Regions from separate parts of the Mus musculus genome. Here region 1 is linked to region 2. Evidence: chromatin loops called from intact Hi-C (ENCODE). Cell type or tissue: heart. All regions are shown on one strand. Links, peaks and the distances in the headings refer to the core of each region. The heading gives the core; the rest is flanking DNA.

What was found. A loop is a pair of places that touch in the nucleus more often than their neighbours do. Peaks named below come from ENCODE experiments on the same cell type or tissue, not always from the same donor. Only the 100,000 strongest peaks of a DNase experiment are listed, where the experiment ranks them.
Region 1: it touches region 2 in a loop (4-fold over the local background); 4 of 42 quality-filtered maps call a loop at or near these places.

Annotation. Positions count from the first base shown.
Region 1 is chr2:148,498,544-148,511,249 of GRCm38, reverse strand. No RefSeq gene overlaps it. Among named protein-coding and RNA genes, the nearest start is that of Gm46770, 57 kb to the left of the region's middle. In heart, for the core only: no CTCF peak of the experiment used is centred there; a DNase peak (open chromatin) is centred at 5,399; H3K27ac peaks cover 299 bases.
Region 2 is chr2:148,437,940-148,450,645 of GRCm38, reverse strand. Cd93 (CD93 antigen) reads left to right here and starts at 7,111. Exons shown (of 2, transcript NM_010740.3): 1 at 7,111-9,131; 2 at 9,379-12,706. The coding sequence starts at 7,222. The coding sequence ends at 9,403. In heart, for the core only: no CTCF peak of the experiment used is centred there; DNase peaks (open chromatin) are centred at 7,025, 8,415 and 9,025; H3K4me3 peaks cover 3,574 bases; H3K27ac peaks cover 4,212 bases.

The DNA.
Region 1 (12,706 bases), core at 2,243-10,242, 61 kb before region 2:
TGACTAAGACACCAACGCAGAGATTACAAAGTATGCCACCATTTCCAGATTTTTACATGGATGTGGGATGATATGCATTGAGTGAATGATCTCCCCAGTCACCTGGCAGGCTTATTTTTTTAAAACTTACTTTCAATTTCAAATATCCTGTCTGACATTACACTAATATTCTTACTGTCAGCCAAACATGTATCTTTTTTTTTCAATGTCATTTCTTCTTTTATTATAATCCACTTTACCTGTTCAGACAAGGTATTTTCCTAAACCTGGAGCTTCCTGATTTGGCTAGCCAAAGCAAGCCTGAAGAATCCTCCTGATGCTTCTTCCCCAGTGCCATGCCAAACATGGATCTTAATGTTTATTTTATCACTGTGGTCAGCAGAAAGGAAACAGGTCTATAAAAGTCCAGAGCCTACATGTCCATGTCCATTCCCCAGGAAGCTACTATTATTACACTCACGAGTGCAGGAAATGTGTTGGCATCCCAGAAGGACTTGGAGTTCTATACCTCTCTTCCCCTTCTGTTCCATGCAGGTTTCCATGCAATTGTCCTAGACAAGAGCATGTGTCCTTCACTTTGTGCATCTGGAAGTCCTTATTCAGCTAGCTTTTGGAGGAAGAACAGCATCTTGGCAGTCAGAGCCAGTATATACTTGCCAAAAACATACCAGTGGGATTTATGTAGAACTGTCTCAAGTGCCATATCACTGTAGCCAAGGAACCAGCTGTCCTTCCTTACCAAAGGCCACATGGACTTTAGAGCCCCATCTAGATGTCCTGATAAGATTGATACCTCAGAAGGGTGATCTGAGAGGTGAAGATGGGATGAAACTTAGCGAGGTTTGTCTGAAGCAGCTGCAAGTCCTCCGCCAGTGGGTGGAGGACCTGTCATGGGAGTCTTACAAACCTGCCTGAGCGCTTTCAGTGTTGAATTTACAAATCTGCCTGGCTGGGTTCCTTAGGCTTCCTTGAATTTCTTTTCTTTTTATTTGATTGGATCAAGATCATAAAAAAATGCAAGTAGGCTCAGGGTGTAGCTCAGCGTCAAAATGCTTGACCGATATGTGCAAGGCCCTGACGGCGACCCCAGCACGGGGGGGGGGGGGGGGATTACAATCAGTCTAACCAATCCAACCGCGAGGGAAAGGCTTTATTGGCTATTACGGAAAGAAATGTGATTGTGATACTCTAGCCTCAGCATCAAATTCAAGCTAAGACGATAGGGGTATGAGACGAATGGACAGAAAGCCCCTTCTCCTGGCTGCCCCATAAAAGCTGTTCCTTGGGGGACAAGGGATAAGTCTGTGGGCTCATCTGCACCAGTTGTACAGCCCCTTGGAGACATAAAATTGTTGCCTGAAAATCATAGTGGATAACGGTATTGGTGGGCCCCACTCAGCTCAGGGAAGGGGATCACACAAAGCCCAAGTGTGACTCTCTGATGCCTTGAGTTTCCTTAAATGTGAGATTTCCCTGTGGACTGTTTTACTGGTTGCTCATGGCATCTATTTTTTAATGTTTTAAAAAATAATCTGTGGTAGAATGTATGTCATTTTGACCATCATGTACACAGTCAGTATATATTCATATCCGATATTGTGCAGCCCATCTCGAGAACACTCTAGCATCCAAAACTAGTCCTCTGGATCCATCCAGCTCACTCCCAAGTCCTGCCAACTGCCATTCTGTTTGCTGTCTCTAGGAGTTGATTACGCCAAGTTTCCATCCTGAGGGAAATTACACAATATTCATTCTTTTATGATTTCCCATTTATTTATTTTACTGCATGTGTTAAGGGGGAGGTGGTGTAAGTATGTGCGTGGTATATGTGTACATGTGAATGCTGCTGCATGTACCTAGATGCCTGTTGGATGTCTTGTTCTGATACACTCCACTTATTCTTTTGAGATTCTCCCTGAACCTGGAGCTAACTAAGCTTCTGGCCAGCAAGCCCTTTCACCTTTACCCTCCCCAGGACTGGAGTTATGGATACATGTGTAGCCACAATTGGCTTTTTACATGGGTTCAAACTTAAGTCCTCATGCTTGCTCAAAGAGTGCTCTTATCCAGTGAGCTAGCTCTCCTGTCCCATGCTCTTTATTTTTCCGAAACACTGTCTTACTGTGCAATCCAAGTTGACGTCAACTTTGTGAGCCTCCTTCCTGTCTTGTCTTCCTGAGTACACAGATCACAAATGTGCACTACTGCACCAGGCTGTGTGCAACCTTTTATAACTGGGTTATTTCACTCAGCATAGTTTTTTGAGGTTCATTCTTGTACTATGTGCCACAATTTATTCTTTTAAGACTAAATAATACCCTACTGCACACAGAGATGACATTCCATTAATTCATTAATTTATTGATGGACACCTGGTCCATCAGTTGCTCCTACTTCTTGGCTATTAAGAACAATGCAGCTTTGAATGTGAAAGCATGAATATCCCTGCTTTCACTTCTTCTGTGTGTATATATAGAAATAGGATCCCTGAATTGGATGATTTTTCCACATTTACCTTTCTTTGAGTTGTATTCTTTGGAAGAGTCATTCTTTCCCATGGTGACAGTACCATTCAGTGCTCAAGAGTTTTTGAACATGGTGAGCAGCATGCTGCCGTTTGTTAATATAGCACCTTAATTAGGATGTCATGATGTTTTTGAGTTGAATTTTGCTAATGACCAACAATGCTGAATTTCCTTTCTTGTGTTTATTGTACATTGTCTTCTTTAGAGAATTGTTCTTTGGCCATTTTTAACTTTTATTTATTTATTTTTGTATTGTTCAGTTGCAGGAGTTTTTATATATATCCTGAATCTTAAATCTTTCACATATTCTGGATCTTAACCCCCATCAGGTAAAATTTGTAGGTGTTTTCTTTCTTCCAGCTGCATGCATTGTGTTCCACTCTGTCAATTAGGTCCCTTGACACACAATTTGATCTTGATATAATTTATTTATTTTTAGTTTTATGTTCTGTGTTTTGGGGTGTTATGTTATTAAAAATTCAGTGTCATAAGAATTTATCTTTTTTCTTCTCAGAGTTTTAAAACATCAAGTCTTGTGTTTGAGGTTTTGGTACATTCTAAGGTAATTTTGTATATGGTGTAAGGTAAGGGCTGTCATTACTCTTTTCTGTAGAGACCCAATTTCTATAGCATCATTTATTGAAGAGACTGTCTACAGCTTCCAGAATGGCTTGTGTCTGGGAACTCTAGTGGGGTGAGGGAATAAAGAAACAACAAACGCATAGACATACTTACAGAAAATCTTGCGTAGAGGGGGCCAAGCTCACGCTGATGAAAGGCACTAATTATGCAACAACCTAGACCCTTTACACATTTATTACATTCCTCTTGGCTTTTACCATTTCTTTTGACTGCCCACCAGAACTAGAGATAAGACCCATTGCTGAAAACACAATATACTTTGGTTGCAGGACAGATTAAAACAATGCTAGAACTGAGCCTGAAGTTAGCTAGCTTCTCAGTGCCAGAAAGTGCTACTGGGGGTTGGATGAAGTCATCAGTGGTGTTGTAATGCAGGGGTGGATCCTGCCTAGTAAAGTACCCACCTGCCAGGCAAGATGTGCTCCCTAGTACAATAGTGTCATAGCTATTGTGGCTTTCTAATTGGATTTGAGGCTGACTTCACAGGAAGGAATTCAGATCTAATACTGAAAACCTGGTCAAAAGCTTGTGATTGAGGAGGCTGTGGACTCTAAGAGGGATAGGAAACCTACCATTGTGTTTCACTGATGGATATGTCCTCAAACTGTCTTCTAAATATTTATACTCATAGATTGGTTCCACTTTTAGTCAGAAAAGCTTCTTTTAGCCCTGAGCAGTAGTGAATACAAGACTTATAATTGGCCAAGGTGCTGAAAATAAGTGATCATAAAGCACACAGCCTAAAGGAACATTTTTAGTGTTGTTTCCAAGGCTAAGGAGCATTGCAGAAGTGTGGGTAGAAAGTATGTAAAAGTTGGAGGGTAGGAAGGAAGGAAGGAGTGCTGTAACGTGCTATCTTCTGGACATGACATGACCTCACACTCAGAAACTCACAGCTGCATAAAATCAAGCCAGTCCACATTCCTACAGAGGTAAGGGAGGGGCTCACATGTCCCCACCCCTGGCCTTGGACTACTGGCAGTTATTGTTGCTAGAGGTTGGAAGTCATTTTTCTTTAGTAGTATAACCACTGGTAAGTTGCCCATGCTTTATTAAATAACTCCTCAACCACGTTCACGCAAGAAACCCTAATTAAAGTCAATGAATTAAAAATAAAACAACATAAAAGTAGGAAAGAATGGAAAGGGAAGAAAAGAGAGTAATATGAGTGAACATGACAAATATAGAAACATAGAAAGCATACAAATAAAATTTTAAAATTAAGAAAATATCTTGAATTCTAGGATGGAATTTTATGCTTCTAAAACAAAAGCAAAACCACTCCAGTTGTGATTTCCATAGGAATCACATTAAATCGCCAGATCACCTTGGCCATAATAACAGTGGTACATCTTGCCTTATATACATGGTCTTGGAAGGGCTCTCCACTCACTCATTACTTCCTTTATCTTGTCCATCAGTGATGTGTATTTTCAGTGCACAAGTCTTTTGCCTCACTGGCTAAGTTTATTCCTATGTGTTTTATCTTTCTTATGCTCTTGTAAATGGAGTTGTTTACTTAATTTCCTCGTCATATTGTTCTTTGTTGCTGGATTCTGTAAGATCTTTGCCCTGGTAGGTGTCGCTTGTCATCTAGCTAAGGCAGTAAGATGTTAGAAACCTGCATAGCTAAAGAGCCCTAGGCACCCTCAGTTTAGCCCTGGAGAAAGAACATGAGTCTATATAGGCCAGCTTTTTTCAGTGCCCACATGATACCCGGTGCTCACTGGATAAGCATGGCAGCAAAAACCTGGCCCAGTCATGCTTTGCCCAATGAAGATGCTAAAACTCTCAGATTATGCTTGCTATGGACATTGAAAGTGATCATGTAGCTTATCAGTGATTCAGGCACATAAAACAAACCAGTAATCAGAATTGATGTTCTGTAGAGCTCAGCCAATCTCCTTCTCGTCTCATCCTGAATAAACCGAACTGATAAACAGACATTAAAATATAAATAAATAGATGTTTGCTGAAATTGCAATGCAGGAAAGAGACACAGACACCCGGCTTGTAACCACAAAGGTACAGAGATGGGAAAGCATCACATGGCCCTCACCCTCTCTTTGAAGAGCAATGCTTTTTGGCAGGGAAAGTATTCAGATTACCCCTGTTATGGGGAGGGAGTGATCCTCTATTGTTGATGCTGCTGTCTCTAAGATCTGCAGTCTCCAGGGGAACTATTTGGGCATTGGAAGCTGGGGAGCTTAGCCACCGCCCTAAGGTGCCTTATCTTTAGCTACACTTCTGGAGCAAGGCCAATGATCTCACTCCACCCGTTGTAACCTTTTCTGACTTTAAGTTCCTGGAATTGTTAGGACAATCCCTTTGGAAAGTCAAAGCCAGCTTTGCACCCTTCAAGCTGCTGTTCACGCACAAAGAAGGAAAAGATTGAGTTGGCTGCAGAACTCTGCTGGAGCCCCACCACACTCGGGGTCCTGAGAAGGAGTTAGACTGTCTTCTGCTGGGTCATCCAACAAGAATGGGGAAGTAAGACAAGACTCTACAAATATATGTTCAATTCCCCCAAAAGGAAACTTTTAAAGAATTATTCAACTCATACAACTTATACCTCTACTTTTCAATATGAAATACAGACATTTAGGACACACAGAGAAACCTAGCCCCTCCCCAGCTCTCACCTATCCTGACAGTACATAAGATTTCACCCATAGTTACCTAATGACCTCATTAGGCTAGCCCTGGAGACACATGACTGCTAAGGCACACTGAAGCATAAGTGGCTACACAAAAGCTCGTGATGCTTTGCTCTTATTAAAAAGTCATTCAGAGGCAGATGGTGGTGGTAGCATGTGCCTTTAATTCCAGCACTCTAGAGGCAGAGGAAGGCAATCTCTGAATTCAAGGCCAGCTTGGTCTACAGAGTGAGTTCAAGGATGGCCAAAGAAAAAACAGAGAAACCCTGTCTTGAAAAACCAACCAACCAACCAGTCAGCCAGCCAACAAACCAGCCAATCAACAAAACAAACAAACAAACAAACCAATAAGCAAGCAAACAGTCATACATAATTCAAAGATGGCAATGGCAGGGTCCTTCTCGGGAGTGGAAGAGTGGCATGTAGAAGCATGCTTGAGTTCTTGTCCTCGACTGAGGACATTCCTGAGGTTTCATCACATAGGACTTCTTCCTTCACTTTGAGTCTGCTCCTGGGATGGGACAATCTCCCAATCATTCGGCAAATATCCATTGCACTGTCTGAGTGGCAGAGCCAAGCTCTGGTATTGGTTACCCACACCTCTCAGCTTCAGGGCCTGTTCTGTCTCCTATTGTGCACTGAGAGTAGTCTTTACTCCCCAAAGCAATAAAGTCTTTCCCCTCAACCATATCCATTCCAGAAGAAAGAAGTTGCATGGGGTTAGTCTTCTCCATTTTAATGGTTTCTGATCTTCTCAGACAATGAAGAACTCACTTATGCAGATAGCAAAGACAATTCTATTATTTTCTGGGTTTGGACTTCAAGTACTGAATTCATACTGTCCTTTAGGTCAGTGCTAAAGTAAGCCAAGAGGTGCCCATAGAGTGAGTCCAGGATCCAAGAGAGGGCACTGCAGTTGTCCACTGAGCAATTCATGCCCTCCTCCCTTGGATCCACACCATGGACCTAACAAGCTCCATGAGGACTCGAAGGAAAGACTGCTGTGACTTGTTTGTAGGTTCCCAACTATTGGACAGAGATTCTTTGACCTCTGTATCAGTCATCTTGGAAGCTACCTTCAAGGTAAGACAAACCCCTGTCCAGGTTGACTGGATAGTCTCACTGCTCTGGGGTATGTGTGAGATGATAAGAAACAGGAAATAGCCAGGGCATGATCCACATACCAGAAAACAGACTTGTGATGTCAGAAAGACAATCAGTGGAGGTTTAACTGATAAAGAAAAAGGACTGCACTAAAGTCACCACGGAGATTCAGAGGAATGTGAGTGGCGTATGCAGTTTTGTGACTCTGGAAAGGCCTCACCATATTTCACGTGTGGAAGAAATTTCTGGAACTGTTGCAGCCTATAGATTGCTACCCAGTTACATTCATGAAGTTTGAGGCCAATGTGAGCTCTCACATGCCATTAAATCTTTATGAATATGACAACTGGAAGCTGTTAAAGACTCAACTAATGCTCATGAGACTAAGTCTTTCTGTTATAAAATAAATAAGAAGTATCTTTAAAAATACGACACCATAAGGGCTGTTCTCTTGTAGAGTCAATGATGTTCTAGAATGACAGGATGCTGGCTTTTCTGGGCCTTTGTCTGGATGTGCCACCTGTCTGGAATAAGATCGGGGAAAGGGAACAAGCCAAACATTTTCATAGAACTTTGGGTACATAAAGCAAGCAGTGCAGATCATATTGGATACAGAGCATGGACTTTACCGGTGGGATCAGTAGCAGAACACTGGAGCCAACTGTTACCCAGATTCCATCTATTGCAACATAAGAACTTACAGGATACTAATTCATGTGACTTTCACAGACAGAAAACATTGATAAGTTTGGAAAATGTCACTTCAAAGTAAAACAGTTTTTTTTTTATTTACAAATCATGGTGCCTTTCATGTACTAACACAGATATGATTTAGTGACAAGGAAATAACACTCAACTCATTTGACAAGACACTTCTATTTTCTTTATTTTTATTTTTATTTTTAAATGCAATATATATAAACACACACTGGAGTCAAAGACAGCAGCTTGGTAAATGCCTGCCAAAATATTTGCAGATAAGGGAATACTGTACATTTATTTCTGTATAGAGTGTTCTCTTTTATGTGGGAGGTGGTAAGAGAATTGTTTTCTGACTGCTTCAAAGCTTTTGTATGGGTGAAGCCTGGATGTTTTGTGATCCAGGGACAGAACCAACCTTGGAAATAGTGCTCAGCAGTTTTGCTATGTCCATGCTTCTGCATGATGTATTTTTGTCACAGGGAGACAAAAATACCAGACAAGCCAGAGGCACTGGGTAGACGTTGTAAGTCTTGTCTAAGTTTCAACAACAACAACAACCTGCTTTCTTAACTATTTTTTATGGAGGCCAGTACTGACACTTATCCCACATCTGTCTAGGGTGTCTAAACTAGACAAGAAGCCACTGGGCATGGGCATGGCTTGGGCTCTGGAGATCTGACTTATAGAACATATGTGTGTCATAGAGAGGGACTCCAAGAATGTCCTCTGATATAGCAGATAGGAACTCATGCTCAGAGGTGACTCTGAAAAAGAGGAGAATGGGAGGGAGAGAGTAGGCCTCAGCCATTGAGAGTGAGGAATTTTTGGCAATTTCCTCCACATTTATCTCTATCAGTTGAAATCTGTTCCCAAGGACAGTAACTGCTTATGTTTGTTCCTTCCTGGAACCCCATGAAATTCCAGTGTGTGTCCCCTACAGGAGTGTAGACAGCTGATGGGCCCAAAATTGGCAATAGGCTCTTGGTGTGACTTTTAAATCCAGCATTTCTTGGGGCCACACCTATGGATTTTGTCCAACCTGTGCTTTCCTCCTGCTGCAGAACCTTCAATGTCTGCCACTCCCCACTGCCTCCGAACTCCTCCAAGCTGCAGCTCATAGGGCAAAAGCTCTCTGCTCTGCCTGCTCCTGTTCTCAGTTTCCAACCCTGACCGTGTTTATTTATGGAACACAGCTTGAACCTTGTGTCTCCTTCCAAAGCCTACTCACTGCTCAGGTTTCAGAGAGGCACAGACTGTATTCTTCCAGGGAAATCAGAAAATGCTCTATTGGCACCCAAAGTACAAAAGATAGAGTCCTCAGCTTCTCCCTTCCAATCATGGCCAGAAACGGAGTGGTTGGCTCTAGAGCCATTGAACTTTATAAACTTCACCAGTGTGGTCTTGATAGGCAGATAGTACATCCTTCTTGGACTACCCACCCTGTTAAGCCACTGTAGCTAAAACCAAGGCCCTGAATCTTGTTTTCATTTCACTCTGCCTGATGCCTGTTAGGTGAGACATAGTTTTCAGCTCTCCTCCCACCGAACCCGTGCACACATGCACTATTTTCAAATTAGTATATAAAATACTGAAGCTGTATACAGTAGTGAGTCTTGCTCTGACATGTCCATACATGTACGTGATATACTTTTTAAAGGTGTGAAGCACTCCCCTTAACCCTTGCAGAAGTTCCTCATGAAAACAGATAAACTCAACCTCCATAAGACTATCTTAAAGGGGGTTGGCTTTGTTTGCTTTCTATTGCTGTGATAAAACACCATAACCAAAAGCAACATGGCGAGGGAAGGGTTGATTTGGTTCACAGGTTATAGTCCATTGTCAGGCAACACAGAAGCAGGAACTGAAGCAGTGGCCATGGAGCATCCAGACTTACTGGCTTGCTCCCCATGTTTCTCAGCCTGCTTTCTTACAATGCAAGACCACTGGCCCAGGGGTGGCACCATCTCCCACACACTGGCCCTGTCCACATCAATCATTATCCAAAAAGCATCTACAGATTTGATTACCATTAATCTGATGGAGGAACTTTTTTTTTTCATTCATACACTTAAATTCCAGGCTGGTCAAAATTTCATTTTCAGTCATAATTATAGAGGTGTGTTTTCTGTGGCTTCTTGTGGAAGGATCTAGAGAGAGCCTTGCACAGGGTTGCCTTTCTGACCTCCCTGTGTGCTTGTCAAATCAGACAGGATGACAGAGTGACTCTAAATGGCCAGCAACAGCCTATGTGGCTTTTTAGGACAGCAATGGTTTGAGAGCTTGCTCCCGACCTATGTGGCTTTTTAGGACAGCAATGGTTTGAGAGCTTGCTCCCGACCTCTACATCTTACCCCAGTATATTATAATAGTTTCTGTGAGAGATGAAATGGGGTGAGACAGTGTTGAGCAGTTGGTAGCCCTTTTGCAGACAGGAAGGTGTCGAATGATTCTTCTTCAAATGATACAGACCTTTTACTGGAAGGCTGCAGGAGCGTGAGTATGAACCTTGGCCATCTGCAGGACTCTTTCTAGGATTGCCACTGTGTGCCCTTCAAGGTCCTCTCCCCCAGGGAAACATTCCAGATTATACTGGACCTTGGGTACATGGAGAAAAGATGGCCCCCAGTGACCTGAATAAGTTATTTTGGGGGATGTTTGATCCTAAGTCCATATATTTCACCTGTACTACATCAGACAGAGTCCTAGGGACATCACCCTACTTCCAGTGCCAGCAATGAGCACATGGTGGCTTGTCGTATGGATGCCCTTGGGACTCTTGGAGTTCTACTAGGTACACAGGCATGGATGAGCCTCTTTCTGAGTGTCATTGCTTCCCTGCATGCCCTAATGTTGTTTTATGTCTCTGCTGCTGCCATCTGCCGGTACCCCATACGACAATGAATAGTACAACTTCCCCATCTAGTTTCACTCAGAATTGGGTAGGGTAGTCCTGAAGTATGTGATTTCCGTGTCTTTTGTGCCTCCAGCTTCTTCTGACCTCCCTGCCTTCCTGATCCAACTTACTACTCATTCTCTAGGCTTGGTCTCTGCCCTCAAGTCTTGTGGACTACCATCTGGTCAATTCAAATATAGTCCACAGCCCTCATCTGAGCCTGCAGACCTTTATCCAGGCCTCAGGCAAGTCATAGTCCAGCTATCCAGTACTTCCTGCTCTCTCTGCTCCATGGTCCAGCAACCTATGCACTTCCTTCCTAGGTCAGGCTTCCAGTTCCTCGTGTCACTCCTCAGGCCAGGTATCACCTGATCCCACTGGGCCCTTGTTCTTCATTCTTGGTTGGGCTGACGTTTAAGTGCCTTGTCCCATATTCTCTCTGCTGAGTCTGATACTCATATTATCAGGCTCCTCTATCCTAACATCTATCACCAGATTCCTCCCGACACACAAGCACACTGTGCTCATTATCTAAGGCTGGTATGCCCACAGCAGGAGACTTTCACTCTGCATTAAGGTTTAAACTCCCCATATGGCTAGTTTCTTCACCCTCAGCTCACTCTGGTCTCAATTCACAGACAGATTTTCCAGAAACTCATAGTTAGGCTTCTCTGGTTTCCACCTATCTCACCCAGTCTGCTCATTGTTGTGTGCCTTAAGACTCCTTGGCTCCGTGTTTGTTTTGTTTTCATGCAAGAAAAAAACGTCTGTCAGTCCTTAAAAGGACACTCCCTCTCAACAGCCGTGCTTTCCTTGTTTCAGCATACTCAGGAACCTAAACCCCATACTAGGACCTCCTATCTGGGATATGTCAGGCCCAGCCTGAGCCCCTGGTGCTCCCAGCCTCTGCCAGGCCTATGGGGAGCCTTGAACTCAGATGGAGCTACCTCTTGAGAGCATCCTTTATTCCCCGATCACATTGTTTCTATTTAGAGGAGTTCTTATCAACCAGTGAACAACGCAGGTGACACTTGCAATGGCTGAATTGTCATTACTGGGAATGTTCCACATGGAGTGGGGAAATCGAGTTCTAATCAACTCTAATGCTCACGAGGCCCCACCAGAGGACACTGTGGCCCAGATGCCAATAATGCCAAAGTGGAGAGACCTAGGGTGCAAGTGATAGCTCCAGCCACAGGGTTTCTGCACAGGGTGCAGAAGGCTAGGAGGGAGACCAGGAGCTCCTACTGTGAGCATTTTGTTTGGCATAGGGGAATGGTAGCAAGAAGGCTTTTACAGTTATGAGTTCCTTATCTTTGCTGTCCTTTAGGAAGCCGGCAGCCATGGGCAGCTAATTCCTCAGGTTCTGGGGGTGTATGTATTTTTTATTCATGGCTTAACTGTGATGAACTTAATCAAATAGTCACTTGTGGCTGATGTTAAACAGGAGCATAGGTCTAGAGTCATGTGAGATTTCTGGAGAAAGCTTGACTCCTAGAACCCAAGGTCACCCCCCCCCCCAACCAACCCCTCAGTTACTGTTTTTCCTAAAAGCACTCAACCATCTGTACTCCTGGGATACACTCAAGAGTCCCCTACCTACCCTTTTAGCATACCCAGCTTTATTCTCTAGCCAGACTAACCTAGTGCCTGGATGCCATAGGATATTGCCATATGCTGCAGAAGTGGGGGGCTTTGCCTCTCCCTCTAATCCTGTTCAGGCCCCCTCCATTCACCCAAGAATCCAACATCTTCTCAGGTTTGGCAAAGACAAGAGAAAGGCAGCTATGTGAGGCAGGCAGCTTGTGGGCCTTTTGAGAAGAAAAGTTGGGATTACTGATCACCTTCTGTCAGGAGGGAAGCCTTTCTGATTTGAAAATCACCCTCTAAGATCTCTCTCACAGGTCCCCGTAGGACCATCTTACTTCCCTCCCAGTTTCCTTATGACCTTTCTGTTTATCGCCCCATCTCTTTGGGCCCTTTGACCCCTCACCTTTCCCCCTTTCTTTACCCCCTACAGTCTTTCTTTATCTTCTTCTTCCTCTTTGTCTTCTTCTTCCTCTTTGTCTTTTATCCTTCTCCTTTTCCTCCTCCTCCTCTTTTTCCTCTTTTCTCTGAGTCATGTGTCTGCAACACTGGATTTCTTTAGTTTGGTTTTTCTAATATGGTGTTCTTTCGGGCCC
Region 2 (12,706 bases), core at 2,442-10,441:
CTTCAGTAAAGGAGGTACAGTTCTGCTCCCCTGTGTTCCCCGTGTGTGTATGTTGGGAGTAGGGTGAAGAGGAAAGGAACTGCAATAGTCATTCTTTGCTTCAGAGCCTCAGGCACCCACTGGTAGGTGGTAGCTTCTAGGTGCTGTGCCTGCTGGAAGCAACTGGGGCTAATCGCTTTTTCCATTTAATCCCCTCTGTCTTAGTCGGGGTTCCTATTCCTGTGCAAACATCATGACCAAGAAGCAAGTTGGGAGAGGAAAGGGTTTATTCGGTTTACACGTCCATACTGCTGTTCATCACCAAGGAAGCCAGGACTGAAACTCAAGCAGGTCAGGAAGCAGGAGCTGATGCAGAGGCCATGGAGGGATGTTCTTTACTGGCTTGCTTCCTCTGGCTTGCTCAGCCTGCTCTCTTATAGAACCAAGACTGCCAGCCCAGAGATGGCACCACTCACAAGGGGACCTCCCCCCTTGATCACTACTTAAGAGAATGCCTTACAGCTGGATCTCATGGAGGCATTTCCTCAACTGAAGCTCCTTTCTCTGTGATAACTCCAGCCTGTGTCAAGTTGACACAAAACTAGCCAGTACACCCTCCATAGCAAAAAAGCATCGTGGCCTTTATTTCCCCATTTGATAAGTGGGGAGCCCAAGCCTAAACAGGGGAGACTTAACCCAAGTTCAGGGCCAACAGAAAAGGTCCATATTTCAGGAGGCTGAGTCCAGCAGGCTCCAGATGGGAAGGTGATTTGGCAATTGTCTTGAGTGCTTCCCAGGTATGAACTCTTTGGCAAAGACCCAGCAGGAGCAGAGACAGAGGAGCAGTGCAGTGGCTCAGTAGGTTGCCAAGTTAACAAGGCAGTGGCATAGTGGCATTTGAACTAAGTGTGGATATCTTTTATATCTTCAGTTCAGAGCAAGGGTCAGTTCCCAACACTCCACTCTAAGATGAAAAAGTATCCTAGAATGCCATTGTTTATAGTAAGCTGGGATCTTTGTGCCCAAGCTGGGCTATTGCAGTAGAGCACATCTCCATGCAACAGAATACTTTGGAGAATAATTGTGCTGTAACTAATATGAATAGTTTTCCTTAATTTATTTTTTATTACTAAAGCAAAAGATTAAATTGGAGAAATTTCAATTTTAAAACATGCTATTCATGCCAAAGTTTCACCTGTAGAATCCCAGGAGGATTAGAGTGAGTTTAAGGCTAGTCTGGATAGGCTATAGAGTAAGATCATGTCTCAAAACAAAACAAAACCCTATTTAGATTATTCAAGTACTTCATAAATAATTGTGTCTCACAAACTCTATTCTGTGTTCTTGTCATAAATTTTGAGCATTAAACTCCCAAGCCAAAGTAGTTGCTGTTTCGTTTCTGACACCACCCTACTCCCCACCCCCACCCCACCCCACCACCACCCTCCCTATCCCCCCTACTCTCCCTACCCCACCTCTATCCCACTGCATCCTGGACAAGGGACCCTCCACCATGTGCTTATTTTACATATCAAAGCAGACCTGGCCTCCAGATTCTCCCAGCATCCCTCAGTCCCTACCTAGCATACCCTGTCCCCAACCCTGAGCTTTCCAACCCAGGGGCTGGGTTGCCCTTTCTCCAGCAGCTTCTCCCTATATAATCCAGACATTTTGGTCTCGTTCCTTCTCCTTCTCTCTCTGCATATGCACTCTTTTTCTCTTTCTCTTCCCCCTCCCCTTTCCCTTCTCTCTCCCCATGGTGACTTTCCTGGCCTTATTCCTTGGGGTCAGTGAACTTGCCCAAGAGCATCTTCCCAGTAAACATGCCTTTAATATAGTCTAACCTGGCTTGAATTGGCTCATTTCACTGGCAAAGAAATAACCTATCAGTTGCTGTTGCGAATCAGGAACCAACACTCCAAAATATTTGGGAACTGGGCATTTTAAATCAAACACTCTTAACAATGAGCAGGTGATGCTGGAGGCATCCAGCCCTCTTATCTGCATTAAGCACAGTTGCACCCAACAGTAGGGGCTTCGTCCAATTCTTCAAATTCTCCATCTATAACACCAGAGAGAAATGGCAACAGCTGCTATTGTCCAAGCTGGTATCTGTCCCTGGAGCTTGTTCAGACCCTAGAAACAAGCTCACTTTGGCCCCAGGGTTCATTTATCTCCATCAGATCATTCTAAAGATCAGTGGTTCTCACCCTCCCACAGTTAACTCACCTTGTAATAACCCCAACCATAGAGTCATTTTGTTGCTACTTCATAACTGTAATCTCGTCACTGTTATGAATCTAAATGTAAATATCGAATCACAGTGTATCTGATATGTGACATTTGTGAAAGGGTTGTTTGATGCCCAAAGAGTTCTGTACTCACAGGTTATGAACTGCTGCTCTAGATTTTCTGTGCCCCACCCCCATGAAAAGGGCATTTATGCTGAGTGTGATGGTGTATGGTGGCAATCTCAGCAGTCCAGAGGTTAAGGAAGGAGGGGTAAAAATTAGGGGTGAGCCTGGGCTATAGCATGAGAGGAAGCCTGCCTCAAAATTACAGATGAGAAAAGGGTGCAGGACCTAAGTCTCACATGACCTTTTCTTTGAGTTTCATTATTTTTCATGGCTCCTGAGTGTGTTCGTGTGTGTGTGTGTGTGTGTGTGTATGTTAATCTATTGTTAGTTTGTTTGTACAGAGTATATTTAAAATTGCCAATGGAAAATGTGAACTTCCTTGAGTCACATGGGATAATAGTGTCTTAGTGACTCAGTTCTCAGAACTCAGGTTCTGTCTAGTCCCTTACACTCTAATACTAGCATTCACTGTGAATCCACTTATAGATTGTAGAATCGTAGGGGCTTGGCCATCATACCTTCTGAGTGACCCCCCCAACTATTATAAGCTTACTCTCTGAGAAGCAAGGATAATTTTGAAACTGGCTCCGAGTCTGGACACACCAAGACACAAATTCATTACGTAACAATGCTTCTGTGCTTCCTATAGGAAAGACATCCAGAGCCCATTCAAGGATAGTTGGAAACAGATTTTCAAAAACGAATAATCTCAGAGGAAGCCAGTTTGTCTAGTCCCTGACTTTCTGAGGTCACAGGCTCAAATTTACCCTCCCAGAACAGGATAACTCACTAGCCTGGAGGACAGTGAATAGCAAAGAGAAGCCATGACTTTCTTTCTCTCCTCTAGAGAAATTCCTCACAACTGACGAGGGAGGCAACTGGAACTTGTGACAAATGGCTTTCTTTTGCTGGTCCACTGGTCAATAAAGGGCTTTTAAATTAGAAATCTATTTGTTTGTTTGTTTGTTTGTTTGTTATGTGTGTGTATGTGTGTGTTTGTGTAGGTCAGAGGACAACTCATAGGAGTCAGTTTTTCTTCTACTATGTGGATCCGGGGGCTCAAACTCAGGTTGTCAGGCTTGTCCAAAAGTGCCTTTACTTGTTTACCCACTAAAATAAAAAGAGACCTGTTAGCATTCCTTCTAGGCTCCACCCCACTTACTGGGCAACAACCAGGTATGCCTGGCTCAGTATAAAAGAGGCTGTTTGTTCCCTCCTCACTCTCTTCCTAGCTTACTCTCTTACCCTCTTACTCTCTTCCCTTTCTGTCCCTTCTCTCTTCATTCTCCTCCCACACTCTCTCCATGGCCTCTACTCCTCTCTCTCTTTCCCTCTCCTCTTCCCCTCCCCACTTCTCACTCTCTGTCTCCACTCCTGTCCCAAGTCCCTTTTCCATGTCCTAAATAAAGTCTATTCTTAGGAGGAAGGGATGCCTCAGAATGGGCCCTTAGAGGCATCCCCTCCCCTGAACCTTACCGCATCTCTATCAAACATATCCTGGTTCTTTATTCTGTCTTATAAAACACAACAAAGCCTTGTTTTCATCCGTTATACATTTTCTGTGAATGAATCACCACCTGCTTCCCTGCATCTGTTAGGTTTTCAACCTGGGCCTGCCCTGTGTTTAGCTGCTGGCTCTGTGGAATGTATTGACCCTCTGCCCAGGGACACCCTGATTTCTGGCTCACTGTTGAAATGTGTCCTTCATCACCAAGGCAGCAGCTGCTGAGGTCACTGGGGCCACCCTGTTTCCCATCATTCTCTTGCGCCTTCTCCATTCTATCTGCTACAAGGCTCATAACACAGTGCAGCCCATGCTCTCACCACCATGTTGGTGACAATGCTGCCAAGTACACAGTAGGTGATCATTGTGCACTCAAGGAAGAAGAAACCACAAAGGCATACACAGGCACCTATGGATGGTAGGAGATGCTGTGGGCTACACTATTACATAGTTTGTCTCTACACCTCCAGGAGGGAGAGAGAGAGAGAGAGACAGAGAGAGACAGAGAGAAGCCAGATAAATCCTGGAATGACTTCTAAGCAACAAACCTGCTGCTAACTGAGACTGAACTGATCATTCCAGTTCCAGTGAGATGTGAGATACCTTTTTAAAATCAATTCAGAAAAAAAGCTCAGAGTACTCAGCAAGACTGCAAAGGAGAAATAGGGAACTATAGGCTAAGTCTCGCCAGGCTTGGGATTGTTCTGGAACAGTCCCCACATTCTTTTCTGGTCCTGGAAGCCCAAGTTTGCATGCTGACCATCACCTAACTCCACTTCTCAGTGTCTACAAAAAGTTCTTATGTTATCTCTTCAGTTTTCCCCAAAGGATTCCAAAGAAAATCCCAAATCATTTCATGTCCTGGGGCTCTACTGTCTTCTGTATCCTGCCTCCCATGCCTCAGGCTCTAGGCTCAGTGCAACCAACCCCTTGTCCACAAGGCCATGGTGTATATTCTTTCCCACATGTGCCCCATTCTTAGATATCTTCCCCTTAGAACATTGTTTCTTAATCTGTGGTTGCGACCCTTTCAGGAGTTAAGTGACTCACAGGAGCCACATATCATATATCCTGAATGTCACATATTTACATTATAATTCATAACAGTTGCAAAATTACAGTTAAAAGGTAGTAATGAAAATAATTTTATGGTGGGGGGGGTGGTCACTGCAGCATGAGGAAGTGTATTAAGGGGTCACAGCATTAGGAAGGTAAAGAACCACTGCCTCAGAGTCTAACTCCGTTGCCCTTTTTATTCCCTTCCGTACTGCCTACTTCCCACTACCAGCTTCGGATTCTGATAATGGTCTTTTCTGCCACCCCTTGCTTTGCCTTATGTTGCCTTCAATGAAGTGAATCAATACTGAATTGTTCACATTTGTCACTTTTTGAAATCATGAAGGTAAGAATACCTCCCTGTAATTAGTGTTTAGCCTGGTATCCAATATGAAAAGTTATTAGACTGGTAGATGGCTGAGTAGATGGATGGATTAGTGCATGGCTGAGTAGCTAAGTGGATGATGAGGTGGATGGAATGCTATGGACACCTGAGAAAAGGTTTGAGTGAATTCTTGGGAATCAGGTCTTGTTAGTTCTGAACTCCAGATAGCATTCCCCTAAAAACCTGCCTAGACAATATCCTGAACCCCAATAAAAGCTTTGATATCCTCTCTTCCTCTCTCCATCCTTCTCCCCCCTTCCTCCCTAGTCTCCCCCTATCTTCTCTCTGTCCTTCCCTCTCCTTATTTCTCTCCCCTCCCTCTCCCTTTCAGTGTTGCCATAGTTCCCCACTTCCCACTAACATTGAGATCTGTGGTAACACAAATCTCTTAATTCACATGTTCTTTTGGGTTGCTTCCTCTTGCAAGTCACGACCACACTCACAACCGTGGGCATCTTGGGAAGAAGAAATTGCATCTAATAAAGAAAACAAAACAAAACAAAACACCCCCCCACCCCACCCCAAAAAATCTATCAGGACATTTGCCCGTGTCAAGCCCTGCCTCTGGAAGGGGCATATGATCTGGCAGGCCAAGACTAGAAATTGCAAAGTGACCTCAAAAGCAAGTGAGAGAACAGTGTAGCCAGCTGCCAGCAATAGAGGAGTGAGTGCTCAAGATCTGCCCAGAATCCTGCCTCAGCTGGATCCTGCCTCCACTGGGATGACTCTGTGAAGTGGCTTTTAACCTATCTTAGGAGGCTGGGCTCATTAGCACACTTGTGTGGCCTCATTCTGTTACTACTTTCCTTTATCTCTTAATCTAACACTTTCTCCAAAGTGTTAGACTCTGAGTCTAGCTGGGGTCAAGTAGAATATGGTGGTGGTTGGGGACAGGGGCAGTTAAACGTAGTTTCCACCTTCCAGTGGCTAGCTTTGATTGAGACAGGCCTTGGCCCAGGTGCTGTGAGCTGTAACGCCTGCCCGGGTGTTGATTCTTACATCGTGATTTTGAGCTGCAGCCTCTGATTGTGCTCCTGTGCCTTTGAACTCCGCCTAAGCCTTGGGTTAGGGAATATGACAAGGCAGGCCAGGTTCATTTTCCCATCTTTCTGATCTTTTGGGGACCCTGACACTTCATTTATAGTGCACTAGGAAACCCTGAAAACTATTTTCACCTTTTTAAAAAATATATATATTCTCATGGAGATTGACATTGTTGGAAACCCAGAAATTCCCACAGCCAAAATCCTATTTAAAAGCTTCCTGTCTATTTAAAGTTCATGATGGGAAGAATAAAAGAAAAAAACGACTCCAAAAACAGAGACAGGGTACAAGATAGGAAAAAAAAGCAGATCCAGTTTGCTTCTAAAAAAGGCCGAAAACTATAATCTTTCCATGCCCTTGTGTCTCAAGCGTCACATATTTTTCTTTCCCTTCTGGTGGTTTGCAATCTGAAGTGGAATTTTATCATGGGTTACTTGGATGATACTTTTCAAGTCTCTACCCTCCCACCCCCCAAAGTCTCTGCTCACTGGACAGCATGCCACTGGGGCTCTTTGTGGTATGGGAAAGTGAACGGACTCAAAATAAAGCAGCCATATCTCTTGGATCCTCTGTGTTTCCACAGCTCTGAGCCAGAGACTGCCCTCTGAACAACAAAACCGTGATGAAGGCAACAGGAGTCAGAAGGCTATTCATGGCAGGAAACCCCAGCATCCGGTGAGAAATAAGAAGTAGGAGAGCACAGGATGCGCCCTGGGTCAGGAGGACGTGAAAAGCGAGTCTTTGTAACCTTCTCAATGCCAGAGCTGTGGTAGTGTGAAAGCAGCAGTGCGCCTCTGCTCCCTTCAGAGCACAGCCTGGTGTCAAGGTCCAGGTTCCACCGGCTGCTGCTGTCACCGCAGGGGAGTCTAGCCCCTCCCAGAAGGAGACACAGAAGAATGGCCATCTCAACTGGTTTGTTCCTGCTGCTGGGGCTCCTTGGCCAGCCCTGGGCAGGGGCTGCTGCTGATTCACAGGCTGTGGTGTGCGAGGGGACTGCCTGCTATACAGCCCATTGGGGCAAGCTGAGTGCCGCTGAAGCCCAGCATCGCTGCAATGAGAATGGAGGCAATCTTGCCACCGTGAAGAGTGAGGAGGAGGCCCGGCATGTTCAGCAAGCCCTGACTCAGCTCCTGAAGACCAAGGCACCCTTGGAAGCAAAGATGGGCAAATTCTGGATCGGGCTCCAGCGAGAGAAGGGCAACTGTACGTACCATGATTTGCCAATGAGGGGCTTCAGCTGGGTGGGTGGTGGAGAGGACACAGCTTATTCAAACTGGTACAAAGCCAGCAAGAGCTCCTGTATCTTTAAACGCTGTGTGTCCCTCATACTGGACCTGTCCTTGACACCTCACCCCAGCCATCTGCCCAAGTGGCATGAGAGTCCCTGTGGGACCCCCGAAGCTCCAGGTAACAGCATTGAAGGTTTCCTGTGCAAGTTCAACTTCAAAGGCATGTGTAGGCCACTGGCGCTGGGTGGTCCAGGGCGGGTGACCTATACCACCCCTTTCCAGGCCACTACCTCCTCTCTGGAGGCTGTGCCTTTTGCCTCTGTAGCCAATGTAGCTTGTGGGGATGAAGCTAAGAGTGAAACCCACTATTTCCTATGCAATGAAAAGACTCCAGGAATATTTCACTGGGGCAGCTCAGGCCCACTCTGTGTCAGCCCCAAGTTTGGTTGCAGTTTCAACAACGGGGGCTGCCAGCAGGATTGCTTCGAAGGTGGCGATGGCTCCTTCCGCTGCGGCTGCCGGCCTGGATTTCGACTGCTGGATGATCTAGTAACTTGTGCCTCCAGGAACCCCTGCAGCTCAAACCCATGCACAGGAGGTGGCATGTGCCATTCTGTACCACTCAGTGAAAACTACACTTGCCGTTGTCCCAGCGGCTACCAGCTGGACTCTAGCCAAGTGCACTGTGTGGATATAGATGAGTGCCAGGACTCCCCCTGTGCCCAGGATTGTGTCAACACTCTAGGGAGCTTCCACTGTGAATGTTGGGTTGGTTACCAACCCAGTGGCCCCAAGGAAGAGGCCTGTGAAGATGTGGATGAGTGTGCAGCTGCCAACTCGCCCTGTGCCCAAGGCTGCATCAACACTGATGGCTCTTTCTACTGCTCCTGTAAAGAGGGCTATATTGTGTCTGGGGAAGACAGTACCCAGTGTGAGGATATAGATGAGTGTTCGGACGCAAGGGGCAATCCATGTGATTCCCTGTGCTTCAACACAGATGGTTCCTTCAGGTGTGGCTGCCCGCCAGGCTGGGAGCTGGCTCCCAATGGGGTCTTTTGTAGCAGGGGCACTGTGTTTTCTGAACTACCAGCCAGGCCTCCCCAAAAGGAAGACAACGATGACAGAAAGGAGAGTACTATGCCTCCTACTGAAATGCCCAGTTCTCCTAGTGGCTCTAAGGATGTCTCCAACAGAGCACAGACAACAGGTCTCTTCGTCCAATCAGATATTCCCACTGCCTCTGTTCCACTAGAAATAGAAATCCCTAGTGAAGTATCTGATGTCTGGTTCGAGTTGGGCACATACCTCCCCACGACCTCCGGCCACAGCAAGCCGACACATGAAGATTCTGTGTCTGCACACAGTGACACCGATGGGCAGAACCTGCTTCTGTTTTACATCCTGGGGACGGTGGTGGCCATCTCACTCTTGCTGGTGCTGGCCCTAGGGATTCTCATTTATCATAAACGGAGAGCCAAGAAGGAGGAGATAAAAGAGAAGAAGCCTCAGAATGCAGCCGACAGCTATTCCTGGGTTCCAGAGCGAGCAGAGAGCCAAGCCCCGGAGAATCAGTACAGGTAAAGTGCCATAGGTTACTTGGGTAGCTGGGCAGCCAGATGTAGGCCTGGGAGGCACAGACCACAGAACTGAGAGCAGAGACAAACAGTCAGCAGGCCATTTGTTGTTTAAAGCCAACCTCAGCAGCCCAGTCCAAAAGTGCCTATCTGTCCTATGAGTTCATGTGGAGTAGCGGCAAGGGGACCAAGGATGCAGATATGGCAGAGTTCCATGGCATCTCACACTGTAATCTTCTGTTTTCCACAGCCCAACACCAGGGACAGACTGCTGAAGACTATGTGGCCTTAGAGACAGCTGCCACTACCTTCAGAGCTACCTTCTTAGATGAGGGGGAAGCCACATCATTCTGAATGACTTGACTGGACTCTCAGCAAAAAAATTGTGCACCTTCCACTTAAGAACCTGGTGGCTTGGGATAGGCAGGTATTTTCTTGGTGCCTTTGATATGTCTGGGGGTGAAAGCTGTGTGTTGGTTTGTCATTGTGGGGAGTTTTGTGGATATTGACAGACCTCACTCAAACACCCTTTTCAAATCCAATAGCAACTGGTTCCTCTGGTTCCTAATTAGGGGGAAAGGAGTCAGAGGGGTGGGACAGGGTGGGGGGATGGGGCTTCAAAGTTTTTTCTTATCACTTGATTTATCATCGAAGGAGTTACTGGTGCTAATTACAATGGAAACAGTTCCTTTCCATCACAGGACAGACAGCAAACCAATTTAAAACTACTTAACTAGGTGAGAGTGCTCTACCCTTCCTATAGGGACTTTTTCAGGATGGCTGCCTTTGTGTACATTTGCCTTCTGGCATTTCCCCTTCACGTCCCCCCCCCCCCCCCAGCCCCCTTGGTATTGTTGAAACTGTCAGAATGAGAGGAAGTTCAACCAACTGCTTAGGGAGTAAGCTGGCAGGAAGTTTAGATATTGTATCCCCTCACTCTTAACTTTCTGATAGCCTTGGGTTTATGGGCAAGCAAAGTTACAAGTTGGGAAGTTGCTTCAAGTGAGTGAGAGGTCTTGGTAAAAGCATAATCCAGAGGGGGAGGCAGGAGGGGATTGTTTTAACAGATATTTGAATGAAAATATCAGAATGAACTGATGCTAACACACACCTGATTATTGAGAAACAATAACAAAACTCCTAGATTCATTTGTCTTTGCGCTAGCACAGGCCCCAACTCCACTGCAGGGCACCCTGTCTACCTTTATACTGTCCCTAACTGGAAGCTGGTACTGTAGGCTCAGAAAGCCTTAGGAGGCTTTCATTCTGAACGTAAGGAAAGGATGTGTGAGCCAGGTGATGGGCTCTATTTTAAATGCTCCCATTTAAGTTTACCTTAGTCCACTTCACAGTTAAAAGTACATCTGGAGGACTTGAGCCCTATCTTGTTGGCGTGACACATACCAAACCAAGGATTAGTCATGAAGAAAGTTCTCTCTCTCTCTTTTTTTTTCTTAAAAAAAAAAAAAAGGAGATAGAGGGGAAAGGGAAAGGGGAAGAGAGAACAGCTAAAAAATGTCCAGCCTTTAAAACTGCTTAGAGCCATCTTATGATTGACATGTTTATTTCAAAGTGTCCATTTACAAAAGTGTCCCTTAAACTTGCAAAAGTGTCCCTTAAACTTGCTGACGGTAATGTTGTTTCAGCTGCACAGGTCTGTCTGGGGACTGGAAGGCATCCCTGGTGAGTCACTTCAGTATCTCTGGGAGGCTTCATCTTAGTTGTCTCTGCTGTTTGAAAAGCTGAGACATGGAATGTGTCTCCATCATGAGATTCAGAGTCTTTGTTCTCAGACTAGAGAACTTTGGTTTCTAGGAACAAAGGCACCCATCCCTCAAGTTGATATCCAGGAATCGAACGTTAATAACAAGCAGATTCAAGACCTTTGGAAATATCTTAGAGAAATATATTAGAGAAATACCTTTTTTTGGCCAATTTAAAATGAAGATATTTTTATTAGTCTCTCTCTCTCCTCCCTCTCTCTCTCTCTCTCTTCTCTCTCTCTCTCTCTCTCTCTCTCTCTCTCTCTCTGAAAACACAAGGTGGAGAGTAATGGGAAAAAGATCGGGCTCAGTGGGATGCCTGAAATGAGTGCATTTAAAAATCAACTCAGCATCTGGCTTTCAGTTGAAGTTTGGGTGTTTGGAACAGGATCCCTGGCAATAACTGAGATTGGCAGCTAATCCATTACCAGCAGACCAGCATTACCAGCCTTTCAGATCATTCAGATGAATTTAGAGCCATGGTAGTATCTGCATATACGGACATGACCCTAAAAGCATCACTTTTACCTCCAGGCCTTCAACTGCTCACCTTTATGGCTGGAGATGAGGAAGATAACTGAATCTAGGCTCCCCACAGCTGTGTTTGATCTATGCCCAGGCTGCTGTGTAGGACTTCAACTGACCAGGATGACTTAGGGGATAGACATGAAGCTCCATTTCCAATACTCCTAGGGGTACAGGATCCACTCTGTGGGACCCACAACAGGGAAGGGAATGATGAGGAACATATTTTCTCAAAGTGTGCTTTCAGCATGAGCCACTCCCGTGGAGACAGAGCTCTCTCATCTCCTGACCTGCCAAAGCCTTCAGGAGAACCATACCTCATGTGGCAAAGCCAATGGAGCCACTCACTGTTCCTAAATGGGTGCTTTATTTTCACATATATTCTTTTTTTTTTTTTTTTTTGAGACAGGGTTTCTCTGTATAGCCCTGGCTGTCCTGGAACTCACTCAGTAGACCAGGCTGGCCTCGAACTCAGAAGTCTGCCTGCCTCTGCCTCCCAAGTGCTGGGATTAAAGGTGTGCGCCACCACTGCCCAGCCTCACATATATTCTTGCTGTCCTCATACTTGAGACTGGAAAATTCTGGCTTAGGGCATCTAAGAGGCAAAGCAATAAATAAGTGAACTTCTACTGGACCAAAGGTGTGTTAGGCTATGCCTTCTCTACCCACGACATCAGTGAGCAGAGACAGAACACTCCTCTGCCTGTGAGGACCAGAGGAAGTACTACTTGGCAACAGAATTTTCTTAAGTCCAGACCTGGAAAAACTGTATTTTGGAGGGGCATACCTTCAGGCCTCCAGCCTACCCATTACTGAGTTGTAGGTGGCCATCACTGTCCTTTGTATTTTATGTGGTTCTGGCGATGGTAGCCAGCACATGAGTATGGTAGACACTAGCCTTCCAGGATCCCTATACTCCTAGTACCTTGCATTATTTTTGTTCATTATTAAAGATAGTCAAAAAGCAATACCTCCTCACCCCCAGTAATTTGAGGAGTTAAACAAACAAACAAACAAACAAACTACTCAGAAAGAAGTGCCTGGAGAGAGAGAGAGCCCTAAACACTATTTGCAAAGGAAGTCTAGCCTCAGTTTTCCCTGGTGTCTAGCATGGCTTTGATGCAACCCCAAATGTATGCATTTTCTGGCTTTGGAGACCCACTTATCATTATCATTACTACCATCACCACCACCACTACCACCACCGTCACCATCACTGTCATCACCAGCTCAGGGTGCTACGCATCATCATGGTGTTTTATTAATGACAGTAACTGGATGAATCCCACC